Regions from separate parts of the Homo sapiens genome. Here all the other regions are linked to region 3. The links are chromatin contacts, found by Hi-C or POLR2A ChIA-PET in ENCODE. All regions are on one chromosome and are shown on one strand. The core of a region is the stretch at or near the end of the contact, and the rest is flanking DNA. Distances in the headings are between cores, read along the strand shown. Region 1 holds the start of LY9 (lymphocyte antigen 9). Region 2 holds the start of USF1 (upstream transcription factor 1). Region 3 holds the start of DCAF8 (DDB1 and CUL4 associated factor 8). Region 4 holds the start of ARHGAP30 (Rho GTPase activating protein 30). Region 5 holds the start of F11R (F11 receptor).

Evidence for each region. A loop is a pair of places that touch in the nucleus more often than their neighbours do. ChIA-PET counts read pairs that join two places held with the same protein, here RNA polymerase II (POLR2A). Pooled maps may share reads with other maps.
Region 1: a loop to region 3 is called in a pooled map, with 14 times the contacts of the local background. The contact joins the promoter of LY9 here to the promoter of DCAF8 in region 3. A Hi-C loop is called at or near these places in 2 of 37 single-sample maps with no recorded cell type and 9 of 50 pooled maps.
Region 2: a map of CD8-positive, alpha-beta T cell shows a loop between it and region 3 (38-fold over the local background). The contact joins the promoter of USF1 here to the promoter of DCAF8 in region 3. A Hi-C loop is called at or near these places in 3 of 168 maps with a recorded cell type or tissue (CD8-positive, alpha-beta T cell and naive thymus-derived CD4-positive, alpha-beta T cell), 3 of 37 single-sample maps with no recorded cell type and 11 of 50 pooled maps. POLR2A ChIA-PET finds 5 or more read pairs at or near these places in 3 of 52 experiments (CD4-positive, alpha-beta T cell, HepG2 and T-cell).
Region 4: a pooled map shows a loop between it and region 3 (9-fold over the local background). The contact joins the promoter of ARHGAP30 here to the promoter of DCAF8 in region 3. A Hi-C loop is called at or near these places in 7 of 50 pooled maps. POLR2A ChIA-PET finds 5 or more read pairs at or near these places in 3 of 52 experiments (CD4-positive, alpha-beta T cell, activated CD4-positive, alpha-beta memory T cell and activated naive CD4-positive, alpha-beta T cell).
Region 5: a loop to region 3 is called in a pooled map, with 7 times the contacts of the local background. The contact joins the promoter of F11R here to the promoter of DCAF8 in region 3. A Hi-C loop is called at or near these places in 6 of 50 pooled maps. POLR2A ChIA-PET finds 5 or more read pairs at or near these places in 3 of 52 experiments (MCF 10A, T-cell and activated naive CD8-positive, alpha-beta T cell).

The regions. Positions count from the first base shown.
Region 1 is chr1:160,792,613-160,797,982 of GRCh38, forward strand. LY9 (lymphocyte antigen 9) reads left to right here and starts at 3,562. Exons shown (of 10, transcript NM_002348.4): 1 at 3,562-3,699. The coding sequence starts at 3,576.
Region 2 is chr1:161,042,191-161,047,540 of GRCh38, forward strand. It overlaps USF1 (upstream transcription factor 1), which reads right to left and starts at 3,787. Exons shown (of 11, transcript NM_007122.5): 1 at 3,668-3,787; 2 at 1,078-1,170; 3 at 643-692; 4 at 365-480; 5 at 1-27. The coding sequence starts at 1,085. ARHGAP30 (Rho GTPase activating protein 30) reads right to left here. Exons shown (of 12, transcript NM_001025598.2): 12 at 4,756-5,350. RefSeq lists enhancers at 2,587-2,816, 2,876-3,756, 3,355-4,554, 3,667-4,146, 3,757-4,637.
Region 3 is chr1:160,259,141-160,264,898 of GRCh38, forward strand. It overlaps DCAF8 (DDB1 and CUL4 associated factor 8), which reads right to left and starts at 3,409. Exons shown (of 14, transcript NM_015726.4): 1 at 3,309-3,409; 2 at 2,145-2,218. It overlaps DCAF8-DT (DCAF8 divergent transcript), which reads left to right and starts at 2,609. Exons shown (of 2, transcript NR_147618.1): 1 at 2,609-2,782; 2 at 3,261-3,638. RefSeq lists enhancers at 2,344-3,292, 2,464-2,593, 3,224-3,493.
Region 4 is chr1:161,065,442-161,071,264 of GRCh38, forward strand. It overlaps ARHGAP30 (Rho GTPase activating protein 30), which reads right to left and starts at 4,450. Exons shown (of 12, transcript NM_001025598.2): 1 at 4,087-4,450. The coding sequence starts at 4,183. NECTIN4 (nectin cell adhesion molecule 4) reads right to left here. Exons shown (of 9, transcript NM_030916.3): 9 at 5,557-5,823. RefSeq lists an enhancer at 3,743-4,289 and a silencer at 4,186-4,335.
Region 5 is chr1:161,019,135-161,025,189 of GRCh38, forward strand. It overlaps F11R (F11 receptor), which reads right to left and starts at 2,018. Exons shown (of 10, transcript NM_016946.6): 1 at 1,876-2,018. The coding sequence starts at 1,939. RefSeq lists enhancers at 1,259-1,388, 1,399-1,448, 1,749-1,998, 2,151-2,748.

The DNA of each region.
Region 1 (5,370 bases), core at 2,312-4,811, 530 kb after region 3:
AATACTAACTGATTACCTTGAACATGTCTATTTTGTATTCCTTATTTTCCCAGGATTGAAAGATTCATAACCACAAAAGAAACAATTATGTCATCCCATTTACAGCCATTTCCTGGGGTACCTTCTCAATTAGCTAAAGTTGCTTAATGACCAGAAATATCACTGACATGTTAACTAATGGTATTACCAGCACCCCTTTTTTTTTGAGGTGGAGTTTCGCTCTTGTTGCCCAGGCTGCAGTGCAATGGCACAATCTCGGCTCACCGCAACCTCCGCCTCCCAGGTTCAAGCGATTCTCCTTCCTCAGCCTCCCCAGTAGCTGGGATTACAGGCGCGTGCCACCACACCCGGCTAATTTTGTTTTTTTGTTTTTTGTTTTTTTTTTTTAGTAGAGACGGGGTTTCACCATGTTAGCCAGGATGGTCTCGATCTCCTGACATCGTGATCCGCCCGCCTCCGCCTCCCAATAATTTTGTATTTTTAATAGAGACAGGGTTTCTCCATATTGGTCAGGCTGGTCCTGAGCTCCTGACCTCACGTGATCTGCCCACCTCGGCCTCCCAAAGTGCTGAGATTACAGGCGTGAGCCAATGTGCCCAGCTGGCAGCACCACTTTTTGCTTGTTTTGTTGCTACCCTCTAAAAGGCTGGTCTCATAGCCTATATCCCTAGATTCCACTTGAACACTGTGACATTCCCTAATTCTTCCCTCTACTGTGGCTGCAGCAGTTGATTTGATGTTGAATTTCTTTAGCTCCTAACATATATTTGTCTTTCCATCTAAGTGTAAAAAGCTTTGAGCTTGTCAAAATTCTACAGTCTTTCATATTCTTCCAATCTGTAGTAGCATATATATACTGCAAGTCAAGACAACATTAGAAATAAAGTCCAAAAAATGCAATTGTGTAAAATGCAGGGTCGTCTTAATTGCACAGTGAATGAAGTGTTGGTTGGGGGCTGGTGGTGAAGCAACACAGCTGAGTATGTGGTTGTGGCTGCCAGACCCAAATCTCAACCCAGGCTGGAGTCTGATGCTACCTGGAGGCAATGCCCAGTTGACAGGGGTGATTCTGGGCCTGTAGCTGGCGGGACTCCAAGGACAGTAGCAGGGATTTCAAAAATTTTCCAGTCAGTCACACCCACTTGCTGGGGTGGTTGAAGTATACTGAGAAGGACAACACTGGAGACGCCGGGGCCAGCATCACTGGATGTTGCTCCCTGATTCCCAATGCTAGTGCCTTTGCCTCCCTGTCCTGATGAGAATATTAGCCCTCCCCATGTGAGGACAGGGCACACTTAACAAATGCATCATACCAAAATTTATATTAATTTAGGTTTTACTATACTTAAATGATAATACTTAAATTGGATTTTGTGTATTATAAGGCTGTGTCCTCCTATGGTCACAACTTCAAAGGAGGTCATTTCAGTGATGTTACTTTCCTAAATCTCAGTTTTCTCATCTCTAAAATGGGGATAATTGGAGTATCATCCAAATAGGGTCTATCTTAGGATTAAAGGAGAAAACATATGTAAAGTTCTAAACACAGAGGCTCACTCATAGTAATTACCCAATAAATGTTAGTAATGATTTTTATTATTACCAATCTCTCTGAATTCCCTTCTGCCTTTGCCCTCGCCTCCCATGCAGACTGTTCCTGCTCTCATGTTCTGTACCCAGACTCCTTCAATAGCTTCCGCACCTGTCTTCTCATCCCCAGGCTCATCCCTTCCACCCATTCTCCCTCCACTCTGCAGCTCCAGGAAGCTTCCTACTCCTACTGGATTCTTGTTGCCTTTAGCTTGGTAACAGGATGCTTTATCTGGGCTCTGGTAACCTCTCCTGACCGTATGTCCTGCAATCCCCTCTAGACAGCCCATGTTCTAGTCACAGGACCAAGGCTAGAGTGAAACAAGACACGCTCCTAGTGCACAAAATTTAAAGATTTTCGAGATTCTGTCACTTTCAATATTGTGCAACATCAGATCATGACCAGCCTCTAAAGATGCTTTCCATGGACATAAGCCTGTTATCTTAATGGTTTCTCTCTCTCTCTCCCTTCTTCCTTTGAACCCAGACTTCCTGGGTTCAAGTCCTTACTAACTATAAAACTTATAGTAAGCTATTTAACCCCTCTCCACCTCAGTTTTCTCATTTATAGAATGGGGATGATAAAAGATATCTCATAAAACTATTGTAAGATCAAATGAGTGAATATGTTAAAGTGTCAGAAGATGGACTAGCACTCTGTAAGCTTTCATCGAATATTAGCTAAAACTACACATTCTGCCAGCCTCAAGTTTTCCTGCCAAGTCCCCTTAATGTTACAGCCTAAGTAAACAAATGACCTGAAGCCCGAAACACAAACCATAGCATGGCCAGCTATTACGCTACTGACAAGAAGAAGGAGGAGAAAAAGACAGTTTCCCAAGTCAGGATATAGGGAATCATGCCATTCTCCAGCCTACCTTTTCAACTCAGTCACCTCTACGCTGTCACATACGATGTCCACCCCCATTGCAGTCTCCCTGATGCCTTTGTCCATATTAAAAGTCCTTCATTGCATGTGACAGAAAGCTAGCACAAACTGCCTTGAGCAAAATAGAAAATGTATTGGGTCACTGTATTAGTTATCTGTTGCTGTGTAACAAATTGCCCCAAACTTCACAGCTAAAAACAATAAGCATTTTTGATGAAAAATAAAAAATTGAAAAAAAATTTAAAAACCAAACATTTATTATCTCACAGTTTCTCTTGATAAGGAATCTGGGCATGGCTTAGCTGGGTGCCTCTGGCTTAAGGTACTCACACAACTAACATCACGGTGTCAGCCAGGGCTGCAGTCATTTCAAGGACCTCCTGGGGAGGATCCACTTCCAGTCTCACTCATGTGATTCTTGGCTAGCCTCAGTCCTCATGGACAGTTGGCCAGAGGAATCAGCTCCTCGCCGATTGTTGGCTGGGGGCCTCCCTCTGTTCTTTGTTTTGGAACCCTCTCCCTAAAGTATCTCACAAAACAATACCTGGCTCCCCTCAGTGTAAGGTAGGGAGACAGAGATAGTGGGAAAGACAGAGAGGGAGAGAGGGCAAGAGAAAGAGAGAGCGCATATGCACACACATGCTAACCCAAGATGGAAGTCACAGCTTTTTTGTAACCTAATCTCAGAAGTGACCCATCCCACATCTCTGCCACATTCTATTCACTTGAAGCAAGTCACTAAATCCAGGCCACACTAAAGAAGAGGTGATTACACAGAGGCATGAATGCCAGGAGGTACAGATCTTTAGCAGTCACCTTTAGGAGCCAAATTTAGAACCCAAGTCCCTTGATGTCAAAGCAAGTGATGCTCCACATCAGTCACAAATGAGGCCCTGAATAGACTTGGGACCTCTACCTGCCTGCGCAGATGGGAGGAGTCTGTGGTGTTTTGTATAAACAACCCTCCCTCTGAGACACACACACATACACATACACATGCACACACACACTCATATACACATGCAGAAGCTGTGACACGTGCGGAAGCTGTGGTAAGTGCATCCTCCTTCAGTCTCAGTTCTGAAAATAGATCATCATGGTGGCACCAAAGAGTCACACAGATGACTGGGCTCCTGGGCCTTTCTCCAGTAAGCCACAGAGGAGTCAGCTGCAAATATTCTCTTCTGTTCTACAGACCTCTCTCCTCTTCCTGCTCATGGGTAAGTCCACTTTATGGCCACCACTTCTTGCTACTGCGGTTCTTCTGAGGCCAGTTGCATTCCCTGCCTGGGAGATTCTTTTTTTTGTTTTTTGTTTTTTTTAACGGAGTCTCACTCTGTTGCCAGGCTGGAGTGAAGTGGCGCAATCTCGGCTCACTGCAACCTCCACCTCCTGGGTTCAAGCGATTCTCCTACCTCAGCCTCTTGAGTAGCTGGGATTACAGGTGCATGCCAACACACCCAGCTAATCTTTGTATTTTTAGTAGGGGCAGGGTTTCACTATGTTGGCCACGGTGGTCTCGATCTCTTGACCTCGTGATCTGCCCAGCTCAGCCACCTGAAGTGCTGGGATTACAGGCGTGAGCCCAGTTCTTGTTGGTAAAATCGGGAAACTCATCTCCTTGCCAGAAATTACTTTGCATGTGTGCATATTCGTGCACTATGAAGGGGGTAACATTCTAGCCCCGGTCTCAAATAGCTCTGGGCTCAAACTACATTTCTCTTGCCCTCACATTTTCCTAAGAAATGCCAAGTATATAATGAGTTTGTTCCCTGTATGGTGTGGATAAAACCCACAGAGGGATCCAGGAAAATCCCCTGATGAGAAGCCACCTAGCAATTTCCTAGGGATGGAGAGAACTTCTGGAGCTTCTTTCTATGTATCCTGCCTTGGTTATCATATATGCTGGCTTTATTACTGAGGTTTCACTGGGGACCTGGACGCGGTTAGGTGACCATGGGCAAGGTGGCGTTTATCTGGATATCCTTTTCTCCTCAACCTTATTCCTCCCTATCAAGGCCCAACTCCTGGGAAACATCTCTCCGCTGCATGGCCCGGAACCCCACTGTCCAGCAGATAGAGCCAATCCAGTACCCCAGAGAGGATCTCAGCCACCTGGGACTGTGGCAGCTACTGTCCTTCTGTGCTCCCGCTTTCTCCAGGGCTTCAGGGATGATGGTGCAGGTAGCACTAGAGATCTGAGAGCAGTGGGGGTTGGCAGTTGGTGCCTGAAGGGAGCTTTAGAAACACTCCTAGATGCAGATATGGGTGAACGAGGAGCCTAGACCTCAGAGCTGAGGTCCAGTCTGACCTCTTTTCACTTTCAATTTTATCTTGGCTCATCAAAACACACAGAAAGCAGCAAGGCTGTTTATGTTTACCTCCAACCTTTGGGGTGTTCCTTGATTGTGTTGAGCAAACCTGAAATAAGCTACATTCAAGGTCATCCAAGCCGCAAATGATCAATGCAGTGAATTTCAAACAGTTCAGAGCAAAGAGGCATCTCCATTGGTCTGGCTCCACTGATTAGGATGACCTCAAATCTCACTCTTTTGGTCTGAAAGGATGATGCTTTTGTATCTCCAAAGAGTCATTTCAGGAACTTAAAAGGCAGTCGAGTGAAAAGACCCCTCTCACTTTAGTATCAGGAACATCTGAAATTAAATCATTGCTCCATCATTTATTAGTGATGAGGGCCTCTATTTCTTAAGTGTAAAATATAGTTAGTAGGATGCATCATGCAACACTCTTACAGATTGTAGATGATCTATACACACACACACACACACACACACACACGTATAGTGGCACATAGTTGGCAGAAGCTATGATTGTTATTATTATAATTACTGTTACGTGCATTCTTTGGAAACTATTAAGAGACAGGTGAG
Region 2 (5,350 bases), core at 2,537-5,036, 780 kb after region 3:
AGACACCTGGATCACCCTGTACATCACCTAGAAGTGTAGAGGAAGGCAGAGGGAGTGAAGAGAGAAGAAAAGATTAAGTGTTGGGAATCCTAGGGCCCCTCATAAAGCTTCCCTTGGATAGGGCCCCAAAACAAAGTCCTTCAGAGACATGGATTCAGCCATTCTCCCTTCTTTCCCCACACAGAGGTTTCAGCATACATCTAACCTCACACCAGTCTCTACTCCAGTATTAGCACCTCCCTCCCCTGCAACAGTCCACTCTTTCAACTCATCCTCCAAGCCAGGTCTCCCCAAGACATGTTCAATTACCTCCCTCAATCCCAACCCCAGATAACACCTGCAGCCACCTGGCCCCCTCCCTTACCTGGCCCCCATTCTCAGTTCGGAAGACGTACTTGACGTTGGGGTCAGGGAAGGTGGCAGCTGACTGGATGCTGGCAATAGCCACACTGGTTGGGTCTTCCCCAGTAGCCACTGCACCTGAATTAAAAGAACAAAGGAAAAGTCTGTGAGTTAACTGCCTTTCTACCCCCGTTCCATTTGCATGTCACGGAAGGAGGAGGATGCACAGGAGATGGTCTGGTGGGGAAGGAAGGGAGGCCATGATGGGTTCTTAGTCTTGGTTCTGTTTCTAGCACTCACCTTCCTGAATCTGCACTGTCCCCTCTTCCGTTTCAGCTGTTTTCTGCTGCCTGTTTGTGGTGAAAGGACAAAAGGAAGAGTATGAGAAGAAGTCAATGAGAAGCTCACTGGCCCAGTAACATATGGCTGCAAACTCATTGGCATTCCCAACAGAAGCTGGGTTAGGTTAGAATAACAACTAGTGTTTACTGTTTACTATGTACATAAGCACTAAGCTAAGTACATTACATGTAATCTTATTTAGTACTAAAAACAGCACCACGAGATAGATAGCACTACTTCCATTTTATAGATAGAGAAACCAAATCACACAGTAAGTGATAGAGTAGAACCTGAATCCAGGTCTGCCTGACTCCAGAGGCAGTGCTCTTGGTCATTTTGCATTCTTCCAGGCCACCCATCTTTCATCCCAGACCCTACCTCTTCTTCACTCACCCCTTCATCTCTCTGTGAGGGGGCACATCCGAGGAACTGGTCCTTTTTTGGAGGTCTTTGTATCTCCTGATTCACAGGCCTGAGTGCTAAGTCCTGGTAGAAATCATGAAGTTTGCAATGAGTTTAGGAAACAGAACAGTATCTCTGGTTCTAGAACTTAGGTTCCATGAACACATAGCCAGGAAAATAACCCAGTCATCTGCAGGGGACAATCAGCCTCCACCATACTGATGTTGAGGACTGGCCTACAGTGATTGAAAAAGCAAGGCTACAAATAGTGTTCCCCATCCCTCCATTATCACTCCAACTCCTGGTGGAGAGTGGATAATTATACTGGAAGACAGAAACAACACTTTTTTTTTTTTTTTTTTTTTGAGACAGAGTCTCTCTCTGTCACCCAGGCTGGAGTGCAGTGGCGCGATCTCAGCTCACTGCAACCTCTGCCTCCCAGGTTCAAGTGATTCTCCTGCCTCAGCCTCCGGAGTAGCTGGGATTACAGGTGCACACCACCACGCCTGGCTAATTTTTGTATTTTTAGTAGAGACGGGGTTTCACCATGTTGGCCCGGCTGGTCTCGAACTCCTGAGAGCATGATCTGTCCACCTCGGCAGCCTCCCAAAGTGCTGGGATTACAGGTGTGAGCCACTGCACCTGGCCGAAACAACACATTTCTTTCTTTTTTTTTTTTTTTTTTCTGAGACAGAATCTTGCTCTGTCACCCAGGCTGGAGTGCAGTGGCACAATCTCGGCTTACAACCTCCATCTCCTGGGTTCAAGTGATTCTCCTGCCTCAGCCTCCTGAATAGCTGGGATTATAGGTGCCCACCACCACGCCCAGCTAATTTTTGTATTTTCAGTAGAGATGGGGTTTTACCATATTGGCCAGGCTGGTCTGGAACTCCTGACCTCAGGTGATCCGCCTGCCTCGGCCTCCCAAAGTGCTTGGATTACAGGCATGAGCCACCGCACCCAGCCAACAACACATCTCTAAATGGATCATTAAAGCTATTATGACCTGCCATGATGGCAGCTTCATGGGAATCAGGAAGGGCCATGTATTGGCCCCACCATCAAAAAATACAGTGTCATGGACACTGATGCTTCTTCCAGTTTCTCAGCCACATGTTGTCCATCAAGACATTTCTGTTTTCAAACCTAGGAAGAGGAAATCTGAAGCCCACTACCACTGGAAGAATATCCCTGACCACAAAGACTAGACTTGGCATTTGGGCCCCATTCTACTGACAGGACTCTTGTTTTGGGGTATCCAGATTTATATAATCTGTTAGAAACCCTAAAGCCCAAGTGGATCCTCTTCAAGCATTCTCTATTTTATTCATCAAGCCTTCCTGCAGAACAACACTGTTGCTAAAATGTTGCTATGACAACTCCAAATCAACTAAGCCTGAGCAAGAAGGGGTAAAAAAAAAAAAAACAGGGTTCTGAAGAAGAGACAAAGGGGGAAGAATCCACCTACAAGCTCTGCCTTAGGACCCTGACACCCAGCCAGAGGGCAGGAAAAACAAAGAGCTGGGCAGACATGCCTCCAGAAAGAAACAGCTACACAGTACAAAGCAATAAGATAATCCCAACACAAAAGGGGCAAGATTTTTGGAAATTCTCTACCCATAAGGTCCTCCAAACCTTTCCTATCCAAGGAAAATTTTCAATGGATAAGCCTCGGAAAGACCGCGTCCGAGGAAAATGTTGAAAAAGGAACTGAAAGTGAAACCGTACAGACGAAGTAACGCTGCAAGGAGATCCCAGTCGATAAGGGGAAGTAGCACTAGTGTTTTGGGACCACCTACATTTCCATCTTCAAACCTGAAGAGGAAATGCCCTGCGAAGCTTGCCGCGCTGACTGCAGGGGAAGGCAATGAAATAGAGGGCCCGGCACAGGAGGCATCTCTATTGGCCACAGCTGTCAGCCGGGGCAGTCTCTGAGGACACCCAGCAACGGGGTCAGGGTACTTATTCAAATCTTAGTTGGACATCCGGAAGCATTTCCTAGGCATTAGGGATCGGTGACACGGAAACAGGGATGGGACGTTGTGGTGTGCACGCTCAGGCCAGAAGGGCCCAGTAAGAGCCCTTGCTAAGTCTGGACACAAAGGGAAAAAAAATCAACTCCCGAAAGAAGTCAGGCACCTAGACCTTGCCTTAGAATGAGGCGTCTCCCTGCAGGCTCACCAACCAGAAGGCGCTTACGGAGCTGAGCGCCCGCCAGGCGCGAGCCCGGGAGCCTGCGCCGTGACCCCGCAGCCCCGCAGTCTTAGCCCCGCGCCCCAGCTGCTCCGCGGAGGAGGCAGGAAAGGGCCTCGGGGACTAGGGAGCTCAAGCGCCCGGTGCCGGCGGCTGCGGCGCGCAGCTGGACAGCGCAGGAGGGCTGGGACGCTCGCGCTCTGGGGAAGGGAGAGAGTTTGGCCCACAAAGCAGGGTATGAGATAAAGAACCAGCACAGCCCCCTCCCCCAAAACAAAGGCTTCCTCCCCAGCAGTGTTCTCTAACTTGAAAAACGGAAACAAAATCAAAGCTGCCCTGCCTTGCCAGTCCACCCAGTTTCCAGACTTCTGCCCGGTCCTACACTCACCGGCCAAGGCCGTCTCAGCTGCCGATTTTCTCCAACTGTGTTCTCCCTCTCCCGGCCTAGGTATCTCCATAGACAGCTGCTCATGCGCACTTCCAGCCCGCGGCCATGTTGGTGAGGGGCGGAAGTGTCGCTCTCGCCCCGCCCATAAACTCAAACTCAGAACTGCCCCACTTCCGCTCACTCCATCTTGATGAGAGTTGGTGTTTGTGGGTTATTTGTGAAGCCGGAAAGAAGCCGTGTCCTGGAGAATGTAGCTGAAGGCCTGGCCACTTTCGACAAGAACGGGAAAGAGACGACTAACTTGTACTAATATCTTAGTGCTTGGCAGGGCATTTTTTCATTCCAGGAAAGAAGAGAATCCAGCTGAGATCAAGGGAGGGACGTCCGACGGAGGCGCCATCTTTAACAAGGGCTATTTGGGAGGCCATCTTGGCGCAGGGCGTCTTTTTGAAAGGTTACCTGCTAGAGATTACGACCTATCGGGGCATGCATAGAATTGGATATGTTCCTTGTTATTCGCGTCAGCAGTCACTCATCCAAAGACCCCAAAGCTTCTAGTGTTCTAAAGGCTCACACCTTCTGTGACAGGAATCTTGATTCCCATTCTTCTCAATCAAGACCTACCCTGAATGGATTTGGAGTAGTGTGGTATAATGGGAAAAATTCAAGCTTGGGGGCCAGGCAGATCCAGGTTTCAAACCCATCTCTGCCACTTCTTACCTCTGAGACCTTTGGCAAACATTTTGACTTAATTGAGCCTTAGTTTCCTCATCTATAAACTGGAGATACTAGCACCAACCTTCCAGAATTGTGTGGATTAAATAAAATCAAGGACATAGATTTTGTGAGCACAGGATACTTAGTCCAGTTCCTGGCACATAATGAACGCATTATGTAAATATAAGTTTCTCTTCCTTATTTCCTGACCACCATGAACCTAGCTCTAGTTTCTGGCCACTAGTCTCCATGACAACAACTGAGGAAGAGCACCCAAACAAGAAGAAGAAAAAGAATGTTTTGCCAAATATGTGAAGATATAATACCTATCACCAAAGACTTTAATAAGAATAATGAGACTCCACACTATGTGTAAAAATACAGCTTTTATTCTGAGACATTGACCTTCACTAGAGTGGGACCTGTGGCCCCAGCCTGGCTGGAGAAGCAGTCCCAGGGCCTGAGTGACACCATTTCCCTTTCCTGAAATAGGAACAAGTTATTCCAAAGGAGAAAGGAGAGCCCAGAGAGATCTGTACAGGACCTCTCTTGCACATGGTGACTGGAGGCAGAGGGTGGGGAGCTGGAGAGGAGTCCAGTCCCTCCAACAAATATTGAGGGCTTCAAAGAGCTCTTCCTGGACGTTTCTCTTAATCTGGATTTAAAAGGGACAGGAGGTATCTTAGGGTCCAAGAACATAACAGGAATGGGCAACTCTAGAAGTGTTTGTGTGTGGAAGGCCCTAACCTGGCCCTGTCCTCCCTGTCTCTACCTTTGGCTTTCATGAAGAGAGATTCACAGCTCAGAGGAAGGGAGGAATTTCTCCAGTCTTCACTTTAACAAACTCTTTTAAGTTTTCTGCCTACCTTATGTTCCCTTTGGCCAATGACCCACTCCCTGGGAACAAGATCTTGTTGACTTTCTTGGGAATCTCCTAAGAGATAAGTGCTTTGTGTCGGAGACAAG
Region 3 (5,758 bases), core at 2,159-4,658:
TGCCCTTGCCAAAAAGATACGAAAGAAAAGCCAACAAAAGGTTTAAAACTCTTCATCTGTGCTGTCATATTATTAAGACGGTCCAGCTGTGGAGCTGAAAAAAGAACTCTTTGGCCGGGCATGGTGGTTCACACCTGTAATCCTAGCACTTTGGGAGGCTGAGGCGGGCAGATCACAAGGTCAGGAGATTGAGACCACCCTGGCCAACATGGTGAAACCCCTCCTCTACTAAAAATACAAAAATTAGCTGGGCATGGTGGCGCATGCCTGTAATCCCAGCTACTCGGGAGGTTGAGGCAGGAGAATCGCTTGAACCAGGGAGTCGGAGGTTGCAGTGGGCTGAGATCGCGCCACAGCACCCCAGCCTGGTGACAGAGCAAGACTCGTCAAAAAACAAACAAACAAACAAAAAAAACCTCTTCATTCCTAACTCCCCAGCCCTGATTCACTTTTAAAAAAAGAGACCTTTTCCTCATACAGTTCTTTGATAATTTGTTGATGAGGATCACTGTATAGCCCAACAAGAAGGAAAAAATGTATTCCCTTCATGGCAAAAAAGGAAAGTATAAAGAATAGTTGCAGTAGAAGTAAACAACATTGCAGCAGAGAGGGAAAGAATTACAACACGGCCAACTCTGATCAGGTGTGCTAACAGAGAGTCCAAGATGAAGGAACCAATGAACAAAAAAATTTACTGATGTTTAAGAATACATTTTGAAATATACATACACCAATATCTAATATTCTCTGTCCTCTGGTTATGAACCCCCACCAAGGGTTTCATGTTCAGAAGACAACTCTAGGTGGGCACTTACAAAGGACACGTCTAAGCTGACCAATTAAAAATCAGTTGGGAAAATTAACCAGAAAAATGTGTTCTAAGGCAAAATGTAAAAGAAGCATAAATTAACGTATAACTTATTCAAAGCTGTATCAATGATGTGCAAAAAAAAAAAACCAAAAAACAACATTTTTTGAGTGTGTACCACGTGTTCTTAGATTACTAAGAGCTTTAAATAGATTCCCTATAATACTAACAATGACCCTGGGAGGTAAGTGGTATTATCACACTTTTAGAGTTGTGGAAATTAAGAGTCAGAGAAGTTTAAGTAACTTGCTCAAGGTCACATGGCTAAGAAATATTAGTCTAGTATTTAAACCTTAAAATTAAATTAAAAGTCTGTCCAATCTCTAAAGACTGTACTTTTCTCTTTATATCTTACTGATACACATATACACCATCACTAATAATTTTATTCCAGTCCATGATGAGCATTTTCTAATTCAGTCATCAGATGGAATAAAACTCACCAGTGTCACTCAATATTTTCCTACTACAAATCATAAAGATATTAGGAATTGGCCAGGCCTACCTTCCAGTCACTTAGCTTTTCTGTCACATGCCATGAGCCTCTAGTCTCTGCTACCAGAAACCTGAAAGCCTCACGAAAACTGCATTTATAAGTATGTTCTGACTCCCTTTTTGGCACCAACCCATGCTGCTGAATGCCCAGGATGTTTCTTCTGCTAACCAAGAATTCTTCAGACCAGCTACAAAAGAAAGAGCAGCCACTATTTTTTTTTTTTTTTTACAAAAAATTTCCCACTATATCCTAAAAAGTCGGAATTCTGAAATAGACTGGACTCAGACACCAACTAAAGGCAGCATCACTCATCACTCCCCAGCTTTTAGTCACAAGCAGCTAAATATTCTCCTCTAAATACCAAGGGATGACAACCCGAAGCTGTGAGAGGGGAAGAGACCTGATTTGACAACAGGATGAACAGAACTCAGGCAAACTAAGTTCCAGTTTTTAACAACGTAAAAAATATGATCGACACAAAGACAAAATACAAGGAAAATGAATAAAGAAGAAAAGAAGACATGGGGCAGGGGGCACACATTCACTTCTAGGCTTAAGTCATTTGGAGATACACAGCAATAGTTTAGGACAGAAAGACAAGAAGCCCACAGACAATTAAACTTGTAAAAGTAATTCAACCAGAGCTGGAACAAAGCCAAGAACAACACTCAAGCTCTTTGGGAAACTGGTAGGAATTTTATGACTTTAGTGGTCAGCAGTTGAGCATCAGCGCAGTCTGTCTTGAACTCAAGAATTTTAATGCCTCCAACTCCCACTCACCTTTCCTCCTTTTATCACTGAAGTAAGGCCAGGCTGAGCTCCTGAGAAAATAGGTCTGTAGATTCACTGAAGGACTGAGAAAAGTTAAAATTTACATGGCAAAGGTGTGTCTTCTACTGAACATAATAAAAATATTTATGAATACACTTTAGTATTTTTAGGCCTTCTCAAAACTACTTAAAAGCAGAATACTTTATCTAATTCTAATTACTGAACAAATAACCCACACACATATGGAAATAAAATGAACCAACATGAAGATTAGAAGCCAGGCAAGTAATCTCCCAGCTCCACTAAAACGTAAAGTCATTTAAAAGGATAACCTGAATCTTTTCAACGCTAAACCATAACCAAACAACCTCTCAACAAGAAGCCACAGAGCAGGGGGGGAAATCCCGGAGAGAATGTGATAGCGCTAGTGCCGGTTTGTTTACAGAGACTCCAGTAACAATCATGAGTCAGAAATTCAAGCCACCAGATGCTTTCCAACTAACAGGGACCAAATGGGACCGTTCTAAGATATCCTAAAAGATTTGGGAGTTAGAGGAGGTAAACTAAGATAATTATATTACAAAGGGTACAAGACCACAAGACAACAACCGACTCCGGAATTCTTGGACCTCCGCCTTCCGTACAAGGTGCTGGGCCTGGGAACTTGGGATGGGGGAGGGGGACACATTGCGCGGTGGCCCTGAGGTGACGGGGAGACGCAGGGCGAGCCGTGTCCCTCAATCTAAGGGGAGAAATAGGAGCGCACACATGGGTCACCCAACGAAGCAAGGCGTCCCTGTGAACTGTGCGGCTGGCTCTTGGGGGCAACACCAGGGCTGACCTGAGGAAAGGGCAACCAGTACTCCCAGCGATGACTTCGGGTCGGCGGAAGGAAAAGACCTGAGCGCTAAGAGCTTGGGATACGGGTCAGGCCCATCCTTAGGGGAAACCGGCTGGGAAGCGAGGGGGGGCGCAGGCCGAGCCGGAACGAGACACAGACCGGGTAGGTCAAGGGAGGGGGGGTGTCCGGCTGGGGCAGTTACAAGCACGGGAATCGGCGAGGCTCAGCAGCCCGCTTCCCGTCTTGGGTCATCCTTCTGCTAGCGGCTGCTCCGACTGTTCCAGGCCCAGCCGCCCCGTCCACTGCCACCACCAACGCCGCCGCCATCTTACACTGGCCAGCGGCCGCCACCACCACCGCCTCCGCTCTCTGCGCTTGCGCCTGCGCTGCCACGCTTTCCGGCCCCGTTTGCGACGATGTGCTCGAGAAGACTGAGGGAAGAGTGGTCGCGCGAGCTCACGGCTCGCAACCCTCCTCGAAGGACGCACAAGGGGCGGGGCTTAAGGCCAACGGAAAACAGAGCGAGAGGCGCCTGCGCATTACCGAAGAGGCAAAGTTGTTTTTGTAGTTTCTTCGGGCTTGCTTATCTTGTGATACTCTAAACAAATGCGAGTTAGGGGCTACCCAGAGTTGTGATAGAAATAAACTAAATTTCCAGCGGATTGGCAGGCCACTTCCTGGATGATGGCCAGTTTTGCCGTTTTTGAACACTGGAACGAGCAATGATTGCCACAAGGATTTCTTCTGAAAATCCCCGTTTCCTTTCAGGGCTTTGTTTCCTTAAGTGGTTTCTATACTATCGAGGCCCATTTTCCCCTGAGAGTCCCCATTTACGTATTTTTAAAGAAGGGGCTCAGTAGCTTGAGGTGTAGCTATTCCAGAAGCTCTTTTCTGAAGAGAGGTGGTGTGGGTAAAGGTTCCCAAGAGTGGGCCGGGTGATGTGGGGTGACTTTTGTACTCTGTTTCGTTATGACACCTACAGTAACCCTGCAGAGGATTACTCCCAGCTGCCAGGCTGGGGTATTTTTTTTTTTTTTCTTACCAGAAGCCCAGGGTGCAAAAATCTGACCCTTTCTCACCTCCCCTACCGCTACTCTCCTATTCCAAGTCATTACATATTACTTAAGACTACCGCAATAGAAACTTACCTCGTTTGTCTACTTCCATTATTGCCATTACAGTTAAACATAAGGCAGCCAGAGTGCTTTTTAAAAATGTAAGGTCTGGCCGGGCGCGGTGGCTCATGCCTGTAATCCTAGCACTTTGGGAGGCGGATGTGGGCGGATCACTTGAGGTCAGGAGTTCGAAACTCGTTTGAAACCAGGCCAACATGGTGAAACCCGTCTCTACGAAAAATACAAAAAAAAAAAAAAATTACCCGGCATGGTGGAGCGCGCCTGCAATCCCAGCTACTTGGGAGGCTGAGGCAGGAGAATTGCTTGAACCCGGAGGCGGAGGTTGCAGTGAGCTGAGATCGCACCACTGCACTCCAGGCTGGGCAATGGAATGAGACTCCGTCTCAAAAAAAAAGTAATGTCGTATTATTTCCCCAGTCCCCACCCTGCTCAAAACCTCCAATTCCCATCACATAATAAAAGTCAAAAGTATGATAGCCTTAGAGGCCATCAAAAAATGAATTGCCTCTAAGGAGGACCCTACATGATCTGATCTAGCACCTGCCTATTTATCTGATTCATCTCCTCCCACACTGCCTAGCTCTGCTCTAGCCTCACTAGCCTTACTGTCACTCCAGTCAAAGCATGTCCCAGCCCTAGGGTTTTTTTCCTTTTCTTGGAATGTCCATCTACTAGATATTTACTAGACTTGAGGTGTCTATTGAAATCCTACTTCCTAACACAGGCAGCTCTTGACTATTGTAACTAAAATGGAACCTCATGTCATCCTCCTCTATCCCCTTACTCTGCACTGTTTTTTTAATAACATTTTTTACCTATAACATTTAATCTAAAATTATGTTTGTGATCCAGCTATACTACTAGAATATAAATTCTTGAGGGCAAGGACTGTGTTTTTATCATCTTTGTAATCTCAACACCTAGAAGAGGGCTACAGCACAAAGTAGCTATTTAATGCCCCACCGTCCTATTCATTCTTTCATTCATTCAGTCAACAACTATTGAATTCCTGCTCTGGAAGGCCCTGTTCTATGTGCTGGGGCTGCAACAGTGAATAGAACCAAGATTCTTGCATTCATGGAACTTATTAGTGCAAGGGTTGGGAGCATAGGAGGAGGGGAGAGACACACAGATAATAAAGTTATAAAGAGTACTGTAAAGGAAAATAAAGCAGAATAAAAATGGGTTACCTGGATGGGTGTGCTCTTTTACATAGGGGATTCAGAGAAGGCCCCTCTGCTGAGGTGACATCTAAATAAAGGTTTGAAGTGAGACAATAAGCTATACATACTTGGGAAAGAATATTTCAAGCAGAAGAAACAACAAGGTAAAGACCCTGCAGCTTGAGTGTGCTTGGCAAGGAAGCCACTGTGGCAAAAGAATAGATAGGAACTTAGTTTGGAGAAACAAGATGGGAGCCAGATCACTTACGGACTTATGGACCAAAGAAAGGACTTTGAATTTTATCCTAAGAATGCTAGGAAGCCATGGAGGGTTTTGAGTAGAAGAGTGGCATGATCTGATTTATAATTGAAGATGTTCACTCTGGTTATTCTTTGAGAATTCCCTATAGGGAAGCCAAATAGAAGCTAAAAGACCAGTTAGGAAGCTATTGCAGAAGACCTGCAAAACTAGTGTTGCAATGA
Region 4 (5,823 bases), core at 3,200-5,699, 810 kb after region 3:
GAAAGTCATTCCAAGCTCTTTGTTGAATAAAGTATGACAGAAATATGGAATGAAGAAAATAATCAATAAATTCATCAATCCCAATCTTTCCTTTTTCTTTTTTCTTTTTCTTTTTTCTTTTTTCTTTTCTTTTTTTTTCTGAGACGGAGTTTCACTCTTGTTGCCCAGGCTGGAGAGTGCAATGGCGCGATCTCAGTTCACTGCAACCTCCGCCTCCCAGATTCAAGAGATTCTCCTGCCTCAGCCTCCCAAGTAGCTAGGATTACAGGCACCCACCACTCTGCCCGGCTAATTTTTATATTTCTAGTAGAGACAGAGTTTCTCCATGTTGGTCAGGCTGGTCTCAAACTCCCGACCTCAGGTGATCCACCCACCTTGGCTTCCCAAAGTGTTGGGATTACAGGCGTGAGCCACTGCACCCGGCCCCTTATTTATTTATTTATTTATTTATTTATTTATTTATTTATTTATTTGAGACAGAGTCTCACTTTGTTGCCCAGGCTGGAGTGCAGTGGTGCAGTCTTGGCTCACTGAAGCCTCAGCCTCCCGAGTAGCTGGGACTACAGGCGCACACCACCATGTCCAGCTAATTTTTGTATTTTTAGTAGAGACGGAATCTCACCATGTTGGCCAGGCTGGCCTCAAACTCCTGACCTCAAGTGATCCACCCGCCTTGGCCTCCCAAAGTGCTGGGATTACAGGCGTGAGCCACCATGCTCAGCCAACCAAAATCTTTCAACTCTCCTCATACGACCTGGCTTTCAGACCCTTCATCCTCCTGCACACCACAGCCAGGAGTTGGGTGGGATTAGGGAAGCATCTAGTGTGCAAAATTTAAGGAAGCACTTATTCTCAGGGCCATGGAGATGCCAACCATGCCCATGCACGGTCTTGAGTACCTCCTTGAGAATGAGGCATCTAGGGGCCTGGTGTGGTGGCTCACACCTGTAATCCCAGCACTTTGGGAGGCCGAGGCGAGTGGATCACCTGAGCTCAGGAGTTCAAGACTAGCCTGGCCAACATGGCAAAACCCCGTCTCCACTAAAAAGTACAAAAATTAGCCAGGCGTGGTGGTGCCTGTAGTCCCAGCTACTCGAGAGGCTGAGGCAGGGAGAATTGCTTGAACCCTGGAGGTCGAGGTTGCAGTAAGCCAAGATGGTTGTGCTGCACTCCAGCCTGGGTGACAGAGCAAGACTGCATCTCAAAAAAAAAAAAAAAAAAAAAAAAAAAAGGCACCTAGGGCAATTGTACGACACTGAAAGTGAGTGCTTCCTTAAATTTTGCACCCTAGTCATGTCTCTTGCCTCGTCTTAGTCTCAGTCCTACAGTTCACCATCCATCGTTTCAGTACCTACTCCCATTTTCTAGGATCCCACTGACCTCAGGTTCCCAGCATTGAATGCAGAGATAGGGCAGGCCCCTCCTTGTCTGAGCTGCTGCTGTACTCTCGGGTGCCTAATGCTAAGCCAACTCTTTTGACTCATAAATAGTCTGCTGTCACCTAAACCACCAGGTTTTTGTCACATGAGCAGCATACAAACCAGGTCTTCTCTATCCTATCCTTCTCTGCTGATTTTGAACCTCCAGAGTCCTTTAAAGGGGACACTCAAAAGCCTAAGGAGTCACAGCCATAGAAGAACTGGGTCAAGGAGATGGGGGAAGAGACAACAGGGTCACAGAGATGGGGGAGTTAGGGAGATAGAGATCAGAGAGATGAGATCAGAGATAAAACCTACAGACAGGATTGGAGCGATGAAGTCAAAGGGATGGAGACATCGAGGAAATAAGAGTAGGGTCAGGGAGGAAGGCCAAAAGCTTAGGGACCTGAGAATTAGAAACCTGAACAATCGGCCAGGTGCGGTGGCTCACGCCTGTAATCCCAGCACTTTGGGAGGCCGAGGCGGGTGGATCATGAGGTCAGTGTTCGAGACCAGCCTGGCCAACATGGTGAAACCCTGTCTCTACTAAAAATACAAAAATTAGCTGGGTGTGGTGGTGCCTGCCTGTAATCCCAGCTACTCTGGAGGCTGAGGCAGGAGAACTGCTTGAACCTGGGAGGCAGAGGTTGCAGTGAGCCGAGATCACCCCACTACACTCCAGCCTGGGACAGAGCAAGACTCCATCTCAAAAAAGAAAGAAAGAAAGAAAGAAAGAAACCTGAACAATCTATCAAAGATTAGGAAAAGAAAGAATTCAGTATATACAGGGCTTAAGGAAGGAAGAGACCCATGTGGGGGCAAAGAGCTGGAGAGAGGGCTGAGATGGAGCAAGGCTGTGGGGATGGGGGAGACCAACGTGATCAGGGAGGATAAATTAAGCGAAAACAAAGATCTCTCTGCTCTCATTTTTTTGTGGATGTTGGATTAAAGAGAGGAACCATCACCAGCCTCTCTCTGTCCTTCCTTCCACTTTCCACCTCTCTGTACCAGGAAGACCTGAGGGATAGGGAAGGAGCCACCACTGCTACTCTGGTGCCCAAGATCAACCCACCCTTGGGTTCTGTGAGGTTCTGGTCTCCTGCTCTCGGATTCACCTAGGATCAGGATTCAGCAATCAGATCTGTCTGTCCCCTCTAGAGAGTGTGCCCCTTCCCTGCTAGGAATCCAGGAAGAGGCCGGGAGGGTTATAGGAGCAGGGTCTGGGCTGGCTGTGGGTTCAGTGTTTCAAGATAAAATTGGTTGGTGGACCACAAAAAAGGGCAGTACCAGGAAAGGCTGAACTGAGGGTTTGCATTGAGCTGGGAGGAGCACATCATCCCCAATTAAATCTCATAATCCTTGGCTAAGAATCATAGCTCTTGAGAGGAGTCCCTTAGAAAGGAGTAAGCCCTGCACTGATGGCTGTGCCACCTCCACTCTGCCCAGTGAGAAGAGGAAGGCTCAAATAAGCTCGCTTCAGCTGTTTAACACTCTTCCTTGGGGTCTGGGCTTTCCCTTAACCAAGGGCAATGGGGATAGGGGTCCTCTCACTGGAGGAGAAAAGGGGAAGGAGGTGTCTGGGGACGCAGGGGCGGGGCTAAGAGCAGGAAATGATCTGGGAACCACCATCACCCTCCCTCCGCTGCAAGCACCACAGCCCAGAGCAGAGGAGGGGACAAAGAGGAAATGACAGATTGGGGTGGGGTGGAATGGGGTGGAGTGGGGAAAGAATTATGCCTTTCTCTAGGAGGAGCTTGAAGTGCCAAAAACAAGCTGGGCTGGGCAGCCAGGGTGCCTGGGTTCAATTTCAAATTGAATCAAGAAATGATTTTGAGTGGCTGCTCCATGCCAGGCCCCGTTGTGAACCTGATATTGTCCCTGGTCCTTCTGGCTTCAAAGCCCACTCTAAGGTAACCCAGGGAGGGAGCTGGGTGAGCTCCACAGACAGCTCCACACCCACCCTCCTTTGCACCCTCCACCTCCAGCTTCAAGCCAGGCCTCACACCCTCTCTTTCATTCTTCCCCATTTCAGCAGCTTCTCCCCTTGCCCCCCACTTTGAACCTGTTTCTCTTTTGCACAGGGACAACAAGAGAATCACAAAGACTAGGGGCAGAGGTTGTTTCCAGCCCGACATCATCCCCTGCGGCCCAGCAAGGCTGCAGTGGGAACAGAGCCCATGACCTTGTCCTTGGGTGTTCTCCAGCCAGGAAACCACCCGCCTCAAGGGCCATCTTGAGACCCTTCTGGGGCCATTTCCCTGTCTCCTTTCATTCAGACCTAAGGATAATCATTTCCCCTTCAGCCACTCCTCTCCTGACCCTGTCGCCTCACCCTCCCTCTCCTGTTCCCAGTCACCTGCCCGCTGTTTCATCCACTCCTCCTCGGTTTCCAGTCTCTCCATCCTCCCCCTCACTGCTACCTGGGTACTCACATTCTCATCCCCTCAGCCACCCCATCCCCAGAAAGTTACACAAGGGAGCCGCCCTGCCTTCTTCACTGAGCCACATTTCCTGTCTTGCCCACTTACAGTTCTCTTGAATGGTGACCCCAGGCCACTGCCCCTTCCCCAGGAGCACCGGAAACTGCTTCTGCCCTTCAGGCTGGATCGGGCTGCAGATGCCCAGTGCCTCCCCACCCACCCTGCAGAAGCTGAGCCGGCCTCCTTACCCTCCTGGCCTGAGTGCTGCAGGTGCTCCTGCAAGTCGCACCCAAAAACCCGCTCCTTTGCGCTGCCCTTCTTCTTTCCTTTCTGCCGAGACTTCATGGCCAGAGCCCCAGGGCACTGGCCCGGTCACCTCTATCCCCCAAGACCTGTGCCCTACCAGTCCCCCATGGGATCCCAGCCAGCTGCTGGGCTTGGCCCGGCCCCAGGGGGGCAGGGCTCCCAATTGGGGGTGGAGGGTGGCCTGGGCAACGGGCAGCAGCTCCTGCCCCTGGGGCCCCGGCCACACGGAAGTGGCTGTTGAAGAGGAAGCTACCAGGACCCTGGCAAGAAATTGTGTCCTGTGTCTCGTGGCCCAGCCTGGCACTCGCCCTCCTCGCCCCGCTCAGCTTTAGGGGGCAGGAAGCAGTGCAGCTCCTTAACCCACTTCCTGTTAGAGCATCTTTGCAACCACAGGGCCTAGGGTGGGGGAGGTAGCTGACATTCACATCCTCACCCTTTGCTTGGACTTCATTCATTGGTCAGGGGAGGTGATGTCAGAGCCCTGGGGTGGGGTGATGGCGTCTGTGGTGTGAGCAGGTGACCAACTCCCTTAGAGACCAGAATTCTTGGGTCCAAGGTAGAGACCTGGGGCTTGCCTGGGAGCAAGTTGACACAGGGCTGTAAAAAGCACACTCACAAGGGAGGATGCCTGGGTTCTGCCTCTGATGGATCTAGCACCTCAGTCAAATCGCATTACTTCACTGAGCCTCAGTTTCCAAACCTAGGAAAATGAAGGGAGCAGACTAGAGGACCTTTAAATCCTCCCACCTCTAAGAGTCTGTAAAACTCATTTAACTTGAGTTTCAGTTTCTTTACCTGTAAAAAAGGGTACACTGCTGCCTATTTCACATAGCTGTTGTTGAGTCTCCAGTACAATAAGGAATTCAGGCTGGGCGCAGTGGCTCACGCCTGTAATCCCAGCACTTTGGGAGGCTGAGGCGGGTGAATCACCTGAGGTCAGGAGTTCGAGACCAGCTTGGCCAACATGGTGAAACCCTGTCTCTACTAAAAATACAAAAACTAACTGAGCATGGTGACGGGTGCCTGTAATCCCAGCTATACGGGAGGCTGAGGTGAGAGAATCGCTTGAACCTGGGAGTCGGAGGTTGCAGTGAGCTGAGATAGTGCCACTGCACTCCAGCCTGGGTGACAAAGTGAGACTTCATCTCAAAAAAAAAAAAAAAAGGAATTTAAAACACTTTGCAAACTAAGGTACTGGCCATCCTCGAAAGGGTTCTTAGCTTCACTTTCCTACCAGGGGACTCTCAGAGATGGCCAAAGGCCTTGTGGAGGCCAATTCTTTCCCTTCCCTCCCAGCTACAGGCATCCTAAGTCTTCCCCTACTTGGGACTACAGGAAGGATGGTACCGAGACAGAGAGTATGTGACTCAGAGCTTACACAGTTCAAGGGGCAAGACAGGAGCCAGACAGAACAAGTTTTGTCTGTTTATTTAAAAACAGAATATCATTTTATGTACAAATATGCACATATTTACATAAAATGTACATGTTAGGATCTTAGATCTTCAGGCTCCACATTCGAAGTCCTAGGCTGGCTGGGGAACGAAGGATGGGAGCCTCTCCCTTAGGCCAGAAATCCAGCAGATTTCAGACTAAGAAGAGTTTGGGTACTAAATCTAGGTATTCTGGCTGAGTGTATCTGGGTGGGCCAGCTAAAAATAAACCTCATTGAACTCCAG
Region 5 (6,055 bases), core at 768-3,267, 760 kb after region 3:
AATACTGGCACAGTACAAAGGTTGGAAAAACCTTTAGTACCAGAACCACATAACCAAAAATTGACTATGGGTGTCACTAGCAGTTCTAAAATACAGGCAGAAGTAAAATAGGCAAGGGGTAGGGAAAAAAGGGAAATTAAAGAAAAGGGAACTCAAAGAGTAGAAAAAAAGGAAGACATGGCCAGCCGCGGTGGCTCACACCTGTAATCCCAGCACGTTGGGAGGCCGAGGCGGGTGGATCACCTGAGAGCAGGAATTCAAGACCAGCCCGACCAACATGGTGAAACCCCATCTCTACTAAAAACAAAAAATTAGCCGGGCGTGATGGTGCATGCCTGTAATTCCAGCTACTCGGGAGGCTGAGGCAGGAGAATCGCTTAAACCCGGAAGGCGGAGGTTGCGGTGGGCCAAGATGGCACCATTGCACTCGAGCCTGGGCAACAAGCGAAACTCTAACTCAAAAAAAAAAAAAAAAAAAGAGGGAGACATGAATGAAGAAGCTAGTGGGAAAGTAAGTTTAAAGGTAAGTAAGACAGTAGATTCTGAAGCAGTATCCCAAACAGTTCTTGTGCTATAGGGTGCCTGAGATGCTGGATCAAAGAATGGAAAAAGGAAAAGCAAGTCAAGAGGGTTTGGTTCCATTCCCAGGTTCCACCCCTAACTCTATTGTCATTGAAGTCATTTCCCCTTTTGGACTTGTTTCCTTATCAGTAAAATAGAAAGAGGATGATATATGCCTCTGGTCCAATCTCTCCCAAGGGTTTATGTTGTGATAAGGTAGAAATGAGCAGTCAATCCATCTAAGGGCAGGGAATCTACATACACCAAACTGATTGTAATCATTCATTTAACACTTTCTAAAACAAGAACCTTGGGGGTGGGGGGAGACTCATGTAGAACACATACTGACACAACTACTCACACAACGACACGCACACTCAAGAATCAGATAAACACACAGGTACTGCCACAGGTTGACTAACGCACAAACCAACCGACTAAACGCTCAGCCCCACACAAACACATCTAGAGACAGAGGCATGCCCTAGCAAGTGAGCCTCATTGTTCCTCAGGAAAGGGAGTTTACAAAGGAAACAAAAACTCTCATACACAGCCAGAGGGAGGGCAGAGCTCTGGCTCTGATGAGAATCCAGCCAACCAACAGATACACTCTCCCCCTGGGAAGAGTCACTCAATCAACAACACGTATTAAGGACTCCTGAGGTAGTTATTCCATAAAGGAACTTCGCTGGAACCTCTGCTGCGCTTAGAGAAATTTCAGGTTTCTATTGCATTTCCTCTTTAGACTGTGCACCCAGACATTTTCCCAGAGCAACCGCCGCAATTCAAAGATTCAGAAGAGCCAGAGACTCCTTCAGCAAAAGCTAGGGGAAGAGACTTCCACCCCAGACCACCTCCATTTGATTTTCTTCGAAGACCGTTAAAGGAGCCAAGGCTCCCGGCTGCGCAGCGGGGTTCGTGGATGCTGGGTGGCCGTTGGAGGGGCAGGCTGGCCCTTCCCAGGTGCGTGTGGAGCGCGCGCTGGGTAGATGAGTGTGGAAGGGTCCTTGGCCCGACGGCCCTCTCCAGTGAGGACGAGGAGTGTACCTCTGGTGTGTGCAGATGGGTCAGCTCCCTCCTGGTGGCCGTGAGGGGTGCGGTCACAACTCACCAGTGTGGGGGAGGGGAGCCAGCCACTCACCCAGCTGTGAGAGTGGTGAAAGAGGGACCAGCCAGGGGTGGAAAAGATAATTCGCAGAACGATATAGGAAGGTTTCTGAGCTCCTCCCCTCCCGCGGGCTAGGGGCGTGGGGAGAGCCTTCCTCCAACCTCTGACCCGACCAACCGATTCCTCCCGAAACTCTGGGAACTTACACAACAGGATCGCCAATATGAAGAGGCACAACAGTTTCCTCTCGACTTGCGCCTTTGTCCCCATCGCGATCAGGCTCCCGACACAACAGCCGCCGAAGGACTCCTGGGAACAGACACAGCTCCGCGACTACAGCGAGGGGACTGAGAGCCAGCCGCCAGGTGGAACCCCGCCCGGCCCCGCCCTCCGCGCCTGATTGGCCAGCTCCCCACCCCTGCACGTTCCGATTGGTGTAAGGAACCGCTGCTCTTCAGAACGAGTCACCTCGGCCAGGTGTTACCCCGCCGCCACTCCCCGCCTCGGCGCACTGGCGCCTTTCCCCACAGGAGCTGCCTCAGATTGGCCCAGGAGACTGTCGCGTCAGGAGACGAATTCCGCACCTTCAGCAGGTGACGGCCCCCTGATTGGTTGGTGTTCCCGAAGTAGCGACTTCCTGACTGGCTGGGTTCTCAGTTGGAGCTAGAGGGCTGAGAAGTACCTCTAAGGAGGAAGTAGGAAAGGCAGTCGTGGTGTGGGATTTACGGAGACCGGCTTGGCTTGGGGTTTTGTGTTTGTTTGAATGTAAGTTGCTTGGTGCAACTGCACCTGCAGTTTGGTCCTGCAGAAACTTTGGTCCTGCCTCTTGGCAAGTAAAAAACAAATATTAATATGGGAGGGTAGGGGAGAAGACCCGGAGAGAAATGGAATGTTACTTTGGCACCACCTCCAAACTGTTCCTCTGTCCACCCCACCGGCTTTGAGAGATGAGCTACGCTGGGAGGAAGAAAGGGGAAAAAAAAGGGAAAGGGAGCACTCAACTGGAAAATGGGAGCCTGGGCAGTATAGTCCCAGCTACTTGGGAGGCTGAGGTGGGAGGATGGCTTGAGCCCGGAGGCGGAGGTTGCAGTGAGCCTAGATCGCGCCACTGAACTACAGCCTGGGCGACAGAGCCAGACCCTGTCTCAAAAAACAAACAACAACAACAAAAATTTAAAAACCCACAACAACACAACTTGGGAAGAGCAGAATTACGTTATCTCAAGAAGAAAGTTAAACAGATGTACACAAAACACACCCAGATGATACAAACTGAGCTGAACATGCTCTAGAAACATCTCTGGGTGACTGGATATGTCCTTTACACATATTTGATCTGTGAACAGGTCCCTACATTTCAGAATTGTTTGTTTTCTCACTGTGACTAATAGTTGTGTGCTGACTAAGCCACCTTTTTTCTATAGACAATGTTGATACTCAAACTTTCTGTTAATATTTATATTGCTACATCATTTTTAATTGAAATTCATGCTCAACACCTTTGCTAGTTGTAGTTTCTATTTTACGATGATTTAATTTTAACTGTACTAAGCATATGCAGACTGTGGGGAAAAAACTTCCTTAGCATTACCTCATTGCAAGGGAAAAGACCACATTTTTATCCAAAAGAATGATATTGTTTGACATTTTGCCTTTTTCACCTTTGCTCTCATTCCTTTGTCCCCATCTCTTTGGCCAAAGTTCTGCTTCTGGTTCCATTCAATTTAAACCACCTACTGGGTGCTTAATAGTCTTGGCCGGGTGCGTGGCACACGCCTATAATCCCAGCACTTTGGGAGGCCGAGGTGGGTGGATCACCTGAGGTCAGTCTGACTAACGTGGTGAAACCCTGTCTCTACTAAATACAAAAAAAATTAGCCGGGCGTGGTGGCACATGCCTGTAATCTGAGCTACTTGGGAGGCTGAGACAGGAAAATCGCTTGTACCTGGGAGGAGGAGGTTGCAGTGAGCTGAAATCGCGCCATTGCACTCCAGCCTGCTGGGCATCAAGAGCGAAACTCCGTCTCAAAAAAAAAAGAAAAGAAAAGAAAGAAATTTAAAGTCTTGGAGAAAGGTATATACACTGACAGCTGGGCTCTGTGACGTGTGCCTGTAATCCCAGCTACTCAGGAGGCTGAGGCAGGAGGGGAGGATCACTTAAGGCCAGGAGTTTGAAACCAACCAGGGCAACATAGGGAAAAGACTCTGTGTCTAAGAAATTTTATTTATTTATTTATTTTTGAGACGGAGTCTTGCTCTGTCGCCCAGGCTGTAGTGCAGTGGCGCGATCTCTGCTCACTGCAAGCTCCGCCTCCCGGGTTCACGCCATTCTCCTGCCTCAGCCTCCGGAGTAGCTGGGACTACAGGCGCCCGCCACCATGCCTGGCTAATTTTTTTTTGTATTTTTAGTAAGACGGGATTTCACCGTGTTAGCCAGGATGGTCTCAATCTCCTGACCTTGTGATCCGCCCGCCTCGGCCTCCCAAAGTGCTGGGATTACAGGCGTGAGCCACCGCGCCCAGCCTATTTATTTATTTTTATTTTTATTTATTTATTTGTTTTTTGAGACGGAGTTTCACTCTTGTTGCCCAGGCTGGAGTGCAATGGCGCGATCTCGGCTCACCGCAACCTCCGCCTCCCGAGTTCAAGCGATTCTCCTGCCTCAGCCTCCCTAGTAGCTGGGATTACAGGCATGTGCCACCACGCCTGCTAATTTTGTATTTTTAGTAGAGACGGGGTTTCTCCATATTGGTCAGGCTGGTCTCAAACTCCCGACCTCAGGTGATCCGCCCACCTCGGCCTCCCAAAGTGCTGGGGTTACAGGCATGAGCCACCGTGCCCGGCCTTTATTTATTTATTTTATTTTTGAAACAGGGTCTTGCTCTGTTGCCCAGGCTAGAGTGCAGTGGTGCAATCATGGCTCACTGCAACCTCCACCTCCTGGGCTCAAGCAATCCTCCCACCTCAGTCTCCTGAGTAGATGGGACCACAGGCGTTGCCACATCCTGCTAATTTTTTCTTTCTTTCTTTCTTTTCCTTCCTTCCTTTCTTCCTTCCTTCCTCTCTCTCTCTCTTTTCTTTGTTTTTGTTGTTTTGTTCTGTATACACGATGTCTTGCTATGTAGCCCAGGCTAGTCTTGAACTCCTGAGCTCAAGTGATCCTCCCACCTCAGCCTTCCAAAGTGCTGGGATTATAGGCGTGAACCACCATGCCCCGCCAGAAAATTAAATTTAAAATTTTTTTTAATAAAAAATTAGCTGGGTATGGTGGTGTAACCTGTAATCCTGTACTCCGGAGGCTGAGACAAGAGAATCACTTGTGCCCAGGAATTCGAACCTGCAGTAAGCTATGATTGCACCACTGCACTCCTGCCTGGGCAAAGGAACAAGAAAGATCCTGCCTCTTAAAAATATAAAAATAAATAAAAATAAATTTAAAAAGCATGCATTCACAAATATAATAATAGCCATGTTACACTATTGAGTTATATTCAATTTACAGCATACTAAAATGGGTAAGCCCTTTATTTTCACTTGAACTACTGTTAAATTGGGTCTCCCACATCCTATACTTATGCATTTTTTTTTTCAGATGGAGTATTGCTCTTGTTGCCCAGGCTGGAGTGCAATGGCGCGATCTTGGCTCACTGCAACCTCCGCCTCCCAGGTTCAACCGATTCTCTTGCCTCAGCCTCCCAAGTAGCTGGGATTATAGGCCACCACGCCTGGCTAATTTTGTATTTTTAGTACGCGGGGTTTTTCCATGTTGGTCAGGCTGGTCTCGAACTCCCGACCTCAGGTGATCCGCCCAACTCGGCCTCCCAAAGTGTTGGGATTACAGGTGTAAGCCACTGCGCCCAGCCGCATTTCTTTCTTAACCAAAGTACATTTTGCATTGATCTCTATTCAATTTTATATTTTCTGTTTTGAAAATATTAATAATGGACAAGTATACATGAAATATTGTTAATAACTAAAATGAAAAAAGTAAATACAAACAGTGTGCACCTCAGTTATTACTATATAAAACATCTGCATATACAGTTACAAAGCATGAAGGTATTTTAGAGCATGCAAGTAATTTGATGTTCATCAGATTCTTTTTCCCATAAAGTTGCTTAAATGTATAATAAATGTTAAAATTTCATTGTCATTGACATTTGTTTTCCATAGTCCTTCAAAACAGATTTGTAAACTACAGACTGATTAGTTTGTCTGTAAAGTAGAAAATTATGGAAGGAATTATTCAACAGCCCCACGCACACACAAAAAAATAGACTGTGACTATAGACAGTTCAATTGAAATTCTGCAGAGAAGGCCAGCAGAGAAAAGGAGCAACAGCTGTAAGGGATGTTGAATAAACGCAGAGTAGGTATTTTGTTTAG